2 separate regions of the Mus musculus genome follow, and region 1 is linked to region 2. A link is a loop called in an ENCODE intact Hi-C map of the cell type or tissue named here. Cell type or tissue: left cerebral cortex. All regions are shown on one strand. Links, peaks and the distances in the headings refer to the core of each region. The heading gives the core; the rest is flanking DNA. Region 1 overlaps Banp (BTG3 associated nuclear protein). Region 2 holds the start of Zfp469 (zinc finger protein 469).

Region 1 (5,373 bases), core at 293-5,292, 240 kb before region 2:
ATAACATAGACAAGGGAAGATGTCCTAAAGCCGAAATGCTGTAAACTCAGCAGAAAATGGAGTTACTGTGAGACCAGCCTGAGGGATGCCTGCAAGTCTTCAGCTTCTTGGCCATAAGAATACGCCAGTGAGAAGGCGTGATAGTGCTGGGGTGGAGTGGGGTGGGATGGGTGGTGGGGGTGACGGCGGTGCTAGAGGGGCTTGTATTGTACACGGTTAAGATGAATCAAAGGACGATAGGTAGCCCTTGGTGCCAGAAGGAATGTGGAAGACGGGAGCTCTCCTGTGCAGCATGGCCAGGCCTTAGAAGCTGAGTGTCCTTCCTGCATGGCCAGGCAGTGGTTCTCAAGACTCTGTGTGCTCTTTATCAAGGCGCAGCTAGGAGGAAACCTATAGACACTCTTACCCTTTCCAGTGGGCAAGGCTCACTAACACGTCCATGCCATGCATGGAGCAGTCCCCAGCCACCGAAGCAAAAATCATGAGCTGCTCCTGTGGCTGGCCAGCAAGTTCCATACGTAACATTCTCCAAGGACAGACAGATGCTTCTCTGGAGAGATCCCAGGAGGTGGCAGAGCAGGGCTTTTTCTGGGAAAGGGACATTTTTTGAACCTGTGCAGGGGACCACACTGCCCAGAGCTACGCAGGTGACATGTGGAATATGATGGCATCTGAAGGAGGCTTGCCTCTCACTCATGTGTGGGTTCAGGGTTGCTTGCTGGCATTGCTTTAGGTTCAGGCTACACAGATTTCATAGCTGGGGGCTATGTGTGCTCCCAAGAAACTTGTAGTTACTTCACAACATTGAGTGTATGGGGCTTATGTGTGTACACGGCTGTTTGGTGTGCTCGTGCGTTCCTACATGGTTTACTCTAGGAGCCGCTTCAGGAGCTGCTGAACAAGTGTGCAGTCTAGGGATGGCATGTGAGGGTGTGGCAGGAAGGGGCTGTCTCAGGCCAGAGCAGCTTAAGCCTCCTTCTGGAGGGCTCCTGAGAGGCCACCCCTCCTTCCCCGTCACCTCTCCCTGACAGACCACAGAGAACTAATGAGGAGCTGGAGTCCCATCTGTGAGATTCCCCCTTCCAGCAGCTCCTAGGTTTGTGTTTAACTAAGTCACTAGGAGGGTATTTCAGCCCAGGTACCCCAGAAGTCACACAGGAGAACGAGGAAGCATGTGGTCTGTGGCCATACACCTGTGACATAAAGGGAGGTAGTCCTGTCTTCAGAACATCCACGTTCTCAGGCGCCTGGAAATGGTTTCCTCATTTCCCATCCTAGATTGGTGACAAATATTCCCAGAAGCGTGTGTGTGTGTGTGTGTGTGTGTGTGTGTGTGTGTGTGAGAGAGAGAGAGAGAGAGAGAGAGAGAGAGAGAGAGACGCTCCAGCATATGTGCATTTTTCCCACTTACTCTCCGGTGTTTTCTGGTTACTGTGGAAGAGCTGTGGCTGATAGGATTGTATGGTACCAGGCCTTGGAAGCCATTTCCATCTTGTGCTGTGAGTGTGGCAAGTGTGTGTGCCCAAGGCAACACAGCCACAGAAGCAGGCAGAGATTGCATGGGTTACTTTGGATCCTTGTGGACACTCACTCTTAGTTTGTCACTTTAGGTGTCACCAGAGAGTAAGTAGAATGACTAAGAAACAAAAGTGAATGTCATGCTGGTACTTACACTTCCTGTTTAGTAAGGAGGTACCCTTTTCCTCTGGACAAGGACACTGGGTTTTCAGGTAATATAACTGGCTGCATCAAGTGGCGGTTCCTTTTAGCCCTGGCTCTTCACAGTAGTCCACACTAGACAACTCTGCCATGCTCTGAGTTGACATGAGGAGTGCAGTGGGAAGGAGCCTCTGAGAGCCATGTCCCGCTCGGTCACACCCTAGTCCTGCCTCCTGGGCGTTGCTGAACCTGGTGACTCTTGGGCCCTGGTCCATTCTCTCCTAGAATTTCTCCTCAAACCTAAGCCTCAAGGCCTCCTGTTGTGGTTGTGCACTCTTTAGAGAGCTGTGGGTGGCGCGGGAGCACGTTTCCCTTTGCTGCCCATGGGTTGGTTGGCTGCCCCACTCTAGAGGGCAGATGTGGAGTGACATGAGGAGGGTAGCTATGAGACCAGCATGCCGTCTCAGTTTTGGAGGGATGCGGTTGAAAGTCGCTGGGGAGCTGAGCTGGTTCAGTGGGTTAGCTCATGCCTCTGCAAGCACGGAGGTCTGAGATTAAATCCCTAACACTCTCATAAACAGCCAGGCATGGCAGTGCATGTCTCAGCAAGGGGACCGGGACAGGCAGATCCCACGCAGGCTTGCTGATTTACCAGCCTCGCTGAATGGACTAGGTTACTCTTCAGTGATAGACCTTGTCTGAAATGAATGAGGCAGTGGAGGAAAACTCCCGCTCCCTGCTCTGGACTCTGCACACAACTCCTATGCATGCAGTGCACACACGCACCCCACACATACACATCACACATTACACACCCAAGGGGAAAGTGAAGAGGATCCTGTTTCCATGTAAACCTGTTGCTGAGATGGCTTGCAGGTGCGTAGGACAGGAGGGTGCCTTAGCCTGTCCTGCCCACTCTGTTAAATGTTCACAGCCCACTCTGCCCAAATTATGCATTTGGGCCAACCAAGAATACCAACCAGCAGGAAGCTGGAGAAGCCCAGCTCCAGCTTAGCTGTTCTGGCCTGGGCTCCGCTTTCCGCTGCGGCCCCAGGAGCCGACCGTGTTAAATGATGCATGTGCTCTGACAATGAACGTTGTGGTTTTAAGGTCTTCTTTTTCTTGTGATTCTTTTGTTTCATAGCGTCGTCCCCCAGACTACAGTAATACTCAACAATGATCGGCAGAACGCCATTGTAGCCAAGATGGAAGACCCATTGAGCAACAGGGCACCGGATTCCCTGGAAAATATCATTAGCAAGTCAGTAGCCATCACCACCCCACCTCCCCTGCCACTGCCATGAGGATAAGTGAGCATTCCTGAGCCAGGGTTCAGTCTGAGCACATGTCCATGTCTGTAGTCACAGGGTCCATTCCGTTAGCAGCCACCATAGTTTTTAGGTCAGGAAGGGCCAGCCTGGTGCTTAGCAATGGTGGGGTGAGACAGTCCAAGGGGTGGGCAGCTGTGAGAACCGCTGGGCTGGATCTGGTTTGTGAAGAGGCTCGATAGTTAGTGCGTGTGGTCAGCTGACCACCCCATCTGCCTGCTCTGCGGTTGAGCCTCTCCTCAGTTGGCAAATGATGTACTTGTGTCGAGTTGTGACTTTTTCTCTCATCCCCATCTTTTGAGATGTGTTGAATGGAACTTCCATCAGAAATGAAAGTGTACAAGAGCCATGCCCCGTGGGGGCCTCTGCCCGTGGCTCTGTCACTGCCTCAGGAAAGCTTGGTCACCTTTAATTACTGGCAGTATTCTCACAGATTCCTGTCTTGCTTTTTTTCTCTGTGGGGTGTAGCTCCTTCCAGCTTTGTTCTGGCTTCTTGTCCTGGACCAGTTCTCTAGGCAACAGGAGGCCTAGGGCTGCTGTGTGTGCTGTGTGGAGTGCTGGAGGCCTGCCACTCTGTTGGGGCGAGGATGTGCCTCCTGGCCCGCACTGAGGCCACGGGTGTGGAGTGTTGAGGAGCCAGTTCACCGTGGGTAGTTCTGTGGGGTCAAGTTCAGGAAGGGCCTCCTGCCTCTGGGGCTGGCCGGAGTTTTAAGGCCCCTTTGACTTTGCTGATGGGAGCTAGAGCTTTGCTTCCTCTGTGCTGTGTAGTAGTCATGGTCCACAGTGTTAACAGTCATTCAGAAAACAAATCAGTCCTGGGCCTTTTGAGCACTTTCTGCTGCCAGCTGTTTGGCTGCTGCTGCACTTCAGGGCCTGCACCGAGAATGGCTCCCAGAGGACTCCTGGCATCCTCATGGCCTTGGAAGTTGATTCTAGGGTTTGTCTGTGGGAGTCATAGGGAGTGTGGAGGTGTTTTGGAGGCTGAGTCATCTTGGGTGTCTGACAGCGTGGGTGATGATGGATGGATGGAGATTCTCTGACACATGATGACCATTATGCATGTGAGGATGGCCTCTAAGATCTGGAAGCCGGATTCTAGGCTGAGTCTCAGGGAGTTGTGGTTTTACTTATTTCGTGCTGTTCATATTTTTAAGCAGTTGCTTTATATTATGTGTCTTCTTGGTCTCAGACTTTCTGTGTTACGTTGCTGCTCATCTCCATGGAGGGTGTGTGTGGGGACATACCGCATGTTGGGGGACCCACCTTGTACATTGGTCCATGCTCAGCTAGACACTGGGATAAGTCCACATAGCAGCGGGAGTCAGGGCTATCTCAGTGTACCACTCATGTCCTCTCACAGCCTGGGCTGCTGTGTTTGTTTCCCGCCAGCGCTGTTCCTGGGCGTCGGCAGAACACCATCGTGGTGAAAGTGCCTGGTCAGGACGACAGCCACAACGAAGATGGGGAGAGCGGGTCAGAGGCCAGTGACTCCGTGTCTAACTGTGGCCAGCCAGGAAGCCAGAACATTGGAAGCAACGTCACACTCATCACCCTGAACTCCGAAGGTGCGTTCCTAGGACTGTCATAGTTGTGTCTGTGTTGTTCTTCTGGAAGGGGTGTGGCTCACTGTTGGCAAGAAGGGGGTGTGGCTTACTGTTGACAGGAAGAGACAGTGATGAAGAGAGTTAAGCAGCTGGCATTCCACTGTGGCTGCCAGCACCTGTGCCCGTCTCCCTGCGCCTGTGCCTCTCTCAAGTTCCTGGCATGTCTGTGATGGGGTTGCCTTCTTGGATGGCCTGCTTCCTGAGGAAAAGTAGCTTTCATGACCATGCCCCTGAGGCCGCCACTGTCCTTGGCATTTCTCTGTAGGCTTCCAGAGGCCGTTGCTATGCTTAGGGTGTACAGTCTTCTTGGGTTGGGCTGCCTCTGTGTTGGAGATCTGCGAGTAGCCAGGAAGATCAATGCGGGGGCTGCCTTCCCTCGGCTCCTCCCCGGGATTTCCTGGGGTCCCCATGGTGGGGCAGGCTCTTCTTCCTTGAAGAGTCTGAAGTACCTCCTTGCTTCTAACTAATTTACAGGGATGTTTCGAGAAAGGAAGGAGCTCTGACTGACTGAGCTGTGTGCAAATCCCACGCATAGACTTTGTGTACCTGTGAGAGGCTTCTGTCTCCTCATCTAAATGACTGGGTTTTCCTATAAGCGCTTTTTTTTCCGATTTAATGAAGATTTTGCTCTTAGGTATGTTACTGTATCTGAAATTGCAGTGTTAGGAGTTGAAGCTAGGCACCACATACTGATGGTTTTACAGTTCACGGTCTAGCAGTTGCTAAAATGGAGATTGTCGTTCCCAAGAGTTTGTGTGCTAAGAGTTTGACCGCGGTCATGG
Region 2 (5,373 bases), core at 67-5,066:
CCCAGGACAAAGAGGTCATTCTGTCAGGAGCTCTGGCTCTTGTTCAGGACCGAGAGGAGAAGATGAGGCTGCCGGACATAAGTCCAAGGCATCCTTGAGGAAGGACCCTGTCACTCAGAAAAGTCTCATAACAGCATTCTCATGCTCATGTGACTGATGTCTAGAGTGAGAGGAGACCTTGACCCTGCCATCCTGTGCACACCGAGGCTTCACAGTGTTACTACGGCCCCACCTGTGCCTCAACATCACTGATCAGTCACGGGTAGCCATGGGAGAGGATGCAGGCTTTCCAGTCAGAGGACTGAAGACAGCACCAGAGCCTGGAAAAGGGGCAGCAGCTTGCCAAGCAGAGGAGACCTGCCTTGCTATGGCCTCCTGAGCAGTAGGACAGGGCTGTAGGCCTCACACCCACCTGACTCGAGAATTACAGGGCCTGTCCACTGTTAAGGCTGTAGCAGCAGGTGGGGGCACCAGTGACCTCGGTTATTGTGTCTGTAGCCTGGGCAGTGTCCAGAGGCACACAGCTAGAGAAACATGTGTCCAAATACTACATGCATGCACACATATATGTTTATGTGCACACATATGCATGTATATGTGTTCGCAGATGCACATGCCCCAAGCACATACATATATACATACATACATACATACATACATAAACACACTGGTATATTTTGAAATCTTGGCCTTCCTTAAAGTTAAAACAGATATGTCTTCCAAGGTCTCCCGGGTGGGTGGGACCCCAGCAGTAGGGACTGGGAAGCCTGGTAGCTGGGGTATTCCTCCACTCACAGTTAGTTTCTCAGACCCTTCCTGGATGTTTTCTGAGGAGCAAGAGATCCTGGGTCCACAGGCCCAGAATGATACTGCGGAAATGTGATCAGAATTCCAGAGCTGGGGTGCAGGGCAGGGTGGGGGCCTCTCAACCCAGATTCTATTCACATTTGCATCCCCTTCGGGCTCACTCACTGTCACATGCCACACTGCACAGTCCCAGGAAGATCAGCTTTGCCCTGCAGCACACTGCAGCTCAGGGCCATTCACAAGTGAGTGGTTCAGCATAGGCCTTGGGACCTGCCCAAGGCCAGGAGTTTCCCAGGAAGCATCCTGGAAGCCTGCGCCCAGCCTTGCTTTGCATGATAAAGGTGTTCCCAGGAGTGAAACTGGAACTTCTGAGTGGCAGCTAGACCTACTGGGGGTGGGAGCTGTGGAAGGGCTCTTTCTGACAGGGTCTCTTTCCGTGAAGTACCCCCGCCTGTTGAGAAGCCCACAGATCAATGGTCAGTGATCCAGTTCATCTAAAGTGGAGTCAGTGATCTTCTCTCTCTCAGGACCTGGGGCTGTGAGCTCACATCGTGTACGTGTGTGCGTGGAGACCAGAGGTCGGCTTCAGGTGCTGTCCGCTTTGTTATGGAGACAGGTTACCCTGGAGCTCACCGAGTAAATTAAGCTGCCTGGCCAGCTAGCCCCAGGGATCTGCCTGGCTCTTGCTTCCCCAGCACTGGGTTCAAATACACGCCACACCTTGCCTTTTTACTCAATGCTGGGGCATTGAACCCTCATGCTGAGCTGAACATCTTAACATAAGCTCTTCCAGCTGTGTGGCCTCTGGCAGATTCCTGATCTGTGAAGCTTGGGTTCATGTTAGATGTGGCATTTTGTCAGATGATCTTAAAGGTGCCCCTCCGTCTCTAGAGACCTAAATAGCTCCTTCGGTCCCCACTACGTTCCAGTGTGCTCATCCCCAGGCTGGATGATGGCCCAGTAGGAAGCCACCAAGGTTGATGACTTCGAGCTCTGTGTTATGACAGAAGCCCGCTGGACATCTACTCCAGGCCGCAGCACCTTAGAGTGTCAGACTTATGTACTGGGGGGTAGGGGGAGGCTTAACCTGAATTTTCCCCTAAACAGGTGTCAGCTATGGCCCGGGCCCTAACCTTCCGGGACAGAAGCCAGAGGAAGAGGTTTAGTTGCTTTTGGTGGCCCAGGGACTGGGAGGAGCGAAGGATGGATAGAGCTGCGACTGGAAGCCACACGGTGGAATGGTGGCAGCCGTTTCCGAAGTTGCGCTGAAGCCAGGCTTTCCGCCCAGCGGCGTGCCAGCTGTAGAACTGGCCAAGGAGCGTGTTGTGGGGGGAGAGGGTTGGTGACCGGGGAGAGAGTTTCCCACCAGGCCGGCGTGGCTAGGTGGATCACATGAAACCAACACCTAGGAAAAGCCGTGCTAAAAATAGCCGGGGCGGGGCGGGGGGGGGGGGGGGCGCAAGCGTGTAACCCAAGCCGGGGCGCTGCTGTGCGTCCGGCCTCCGCGCGAGCGCTGCCCGCGGACCGGCCCGGGAGGCGGCCCTCTGCTCGCACCCCGCCCCAGGCGCAGCGCGGCGGCTCGGTGCCCGGCGGACGGGCGGGCGGGCGGCCGGGGCGCTGCGGGCGGGGATGAGCGCTGGGGCTACGCGGTCCGGGCGCGGGCGCCCCGCGCGTCCCGGGAACTGGAGCTACGCGCGGCCGGGGCGGAGGTGAGTGCGCGTCGCTGGGGTGATCAGGGACGGGTGCGGTCACCGCGCTGCCCTCCAGGCGCACGGCTGGCCTCGGGTTCCGACACACGGTGAGACGAGCTGCAGGCGCCGAGTACCGAACTCGGGGCTGCCTGGCCCAGCCCCTGAGAGAGCTGTTGGGGATGTCGCCCGCGAGTTGCGAAGCACAGAGCAAGCATCACCAGAGCCCAGGGGAGTCGGAGCCACGGGGCTGCGGGAGGTGAAGCGGTAACTCATTCATTGCGACTTGGAACCGTTCGTATGCTACTCCACCGCCGCCCGCTCGGGACCCCCTAAGGTCTGATTCCGCGGGCGGGATGGGGTCCGGCTAGCGGACTTGAGGGTCACCACGCTCTTGCTTCCGCCAGGAGGCCCATCGCGCCCCCACCCACCCTGTGCTTTGGGGCAGCTCCGCTGGAGGAGTCCACGGAGTTAAGCTAAGCCGACCGCGGAGACACTGCGCCCCTCGTGGCGATGGTGGGAAGGGGAGGGTATCGTAGCGGGATTCAATCGGACTTCCAGTGGCGGCCTGGACCCTGTCCTGCACCCGAGACCCCAGGGTAGAAGCAGGGATGTGCATAGCAGACAGGAAAGCGGAACAGCCGGGCTGCTGAGTGGGGCTCGGGCTCCAGCTGAGACAGTTGATGGCTTTTCTTCGGGCTCCTCTGAGCCGGCTGTGTGGGGACTGTGCCACGTGTTACTACTGCATTTAATCTTCCTAGTGAAATGGGTGGAACCCCGTGCTCTAGATGAAGAGGGTCAGAGTGGCCTGTGTTGCACAGCTGGAAAGCAGCAGAGGTGCTGACAGTCCAGAGCCACACTGCCAGTTGACTCTGGTCCAGTTCCCCCTGTTAGAGGGACAAAGGTGTGTCGAGGCCTCTGTGTCCTGCACTGTCCCAACCGTCTTTACTCAGCCAACACCCAAGTCCGGAAAATAACAGACAAGCGGGCAAAATGCTTGGGCATATTGACGGGGCCAGTCGGGGAGAGCAGCAGCTGGCCAGCAGTCCCTTCAGGATGGCATAAGCTTGCCTGGCAGGTCCCTTTTGCCATAAGCTTGGCCTGGCAGGTCCCAAACAACTGGGCAGAGCCAACAGAGTGTGTCTTCCTTATTGTGAATGGGAGAAGGCAGCAGAGGACGGCACAGGGTTTCTTCAGTCTGGGAGATAAGGTGAGACAAAGCAAGTGGACTCCAGGCTGTCAGTATCCCAGGGCATTGTAGAGGCCGTGGGAGAGCCAAAGAGAGCTCTGAAGTCATGAGCTTACAGTGTCAGTGATTTAGTCTCCACAAGACCCCACCCTCCACCGACCCAGGTCAGTGGCTGCTTGTATGCCCCCAGCGATGGCCTCTCACTCCTTCACAGCAGCCTGAGCCTTCTGTCCTGCCGCTACTGGAGGATCCGTTTCAGCCCAAGCCCCTAGCTGTCAATCACCTGGAGTGACAGGCGACACAGTAAGCCTGGAGTTGCCACAGTTGCCTTGGAGAAGTTAGTGGTATGTCACTCCCCACCAAGTCTTTGGAGCATGTACCTTTTACAACTTGGCATTGCAAGCCAGGAAGTGTCCTGCCACCTGCTTTGGGAAGCAAGCCCTGGGTCTTTCTCTGCGTGCCCTTGCTAAGTACTGACATGGCCTGGAAGCAGAGGCCAGGCCACACACTGAAACTTATGTGCAGCCTGGGCTTCTGGGCCAACCCCCAATCCATCTTGGGAAGAATTCCATTTCTGGGTCTGCTTTCTCCTCTAGAGCTGCAACGGTGTGGAGGAGGGGCATACTTGCACAGGTATACCCAGGCCAGGGGCAAGTGTGGCAGGTAGCATGGCCTTGGGCAAGTCACTAAACCTGGCTGGTCCTGGGCTCCAGCCGATGGAAGCAGGTGGCCAGGTACTGGACTGCATCTGCTTCTTGTTTTCCTCATCAGCCCTCCATTGGCCTCACCCCATTTCCTCCTGGAACTCGTGCGTGAACAATGAAGGGTGAGAGGGCCTTTAACACAGCCCCTTCCTCCCACACCTACCTGGGACACTCAGTTCCCTTCCCTCTTGGGACACCTCCCATTCTGTCCCTGTCCTCGATGGCCATCACCAGAGCAGGTGAAGCCGTGTCCCCTCTCTAAAAGGAACAGCAGCTACAATATGGCCCAGCCCATCTCCAAATAACATTCTGCACCCAGCACCTCTGACTGACACCCTCAGCCCCGTTCTCTGTGGAGCTGACCCATAGTGCTCTGACCCAAGCATGGCGGGAGGAAGGCTCCAAGTGGGCTCTGGGCTTTGTATTGAGGTGACATGGCTCCCTCACGACCTGGAAAGGTTTCTTTGGCCTCTCTCTTTTTGTTTGTGCTTGCCATTCACCCTGGGGCTGAGGCTGGGGCTGAGGCTGGGGCCAGGGCAGTAGAAGCTGTCAGTGTTATCCTGCAGACCTGTCATGAAGTCTGCCAGCATCCCACCATTTCCAGTGGTAGAAATCCGGTCAGTACGGGTGAGTAGTGGTTCTTTGCTGCGCTAGCGTACTTTGCTCACCAAGAAGCCACAAACCCCAGGGCATCTCATCATCTGTATCAGAGCCTCCGCTTTAGCGCCATGATGTCTATGCCGTATGCGAGCTGCTATTTCTGTTCCCAAGGACTGCACTCAGCCTAACCCACTGTGCACACTAGGGAATGACCTCCCTCCCCAGAGACACAAAGAGCCAAGGCATCTGTCATGTCCGGCAAGTCTGTCATGTCTGGCTTGGGATCCCTTCTCAGGTGTTTAGTGCTCATCCATGGTATGGGACATGGTGCAAAACAGGTCCTAAGGCTGCAGGGACCCACGCAGAGGTGCCTGGCCTGGCTGAG

The links. Peaks named below come from ENCODE experiments on the same cell type or tissue, not always from the same donor. Only the 100,000 strongest peaks of a DNase experiment are listed, where the experiment ranks them.
Region 1: a loop joins it to region 2, with 2.0 times the contacts of the local background. A loop is called at or near these places in 1 of 42 quality-filtered maps.

Annotation. Positions count from the first base shown.
Region 1 is chr8:121,987,152-121,992,524 of GRCm38, forward strand. Banp (BTG3 associated nuclear protein) reads left to right here. Exons shown (of 14, transcript NM_016812.4): 5 at 2,804-2,920; 6 at 4,377-4,552. Among named protein-coding and RNA genes, the nearest start is that of Mir7237, 12 kb to the left of the region's middle. In left cerebral cortex, for the core only: no CTCF peak of the experiment used is centred there; DNase peaks (open chromatin) are centred at 2,553 and 3,544; H3K27ac peaks cover 327 bases.
Region 2 is chr8:122,227,896-122,233,268 of GRCm38, forward strand. Zfp469 (zinc finger protein 469) reads left to right here and starts at 2,379. Exons shown (of 3, transcript NM_001362883.1): 1 at 2,379-2,516. In left cerebral cortex, for the core only: a CTCF peak has its summit at 3,010; DNase peaks (open chromatin) are centred at 2,074 and 2,975; H3K4me3 peaks cover 1,569 bases; H3K27ac peaks cover 686 bases.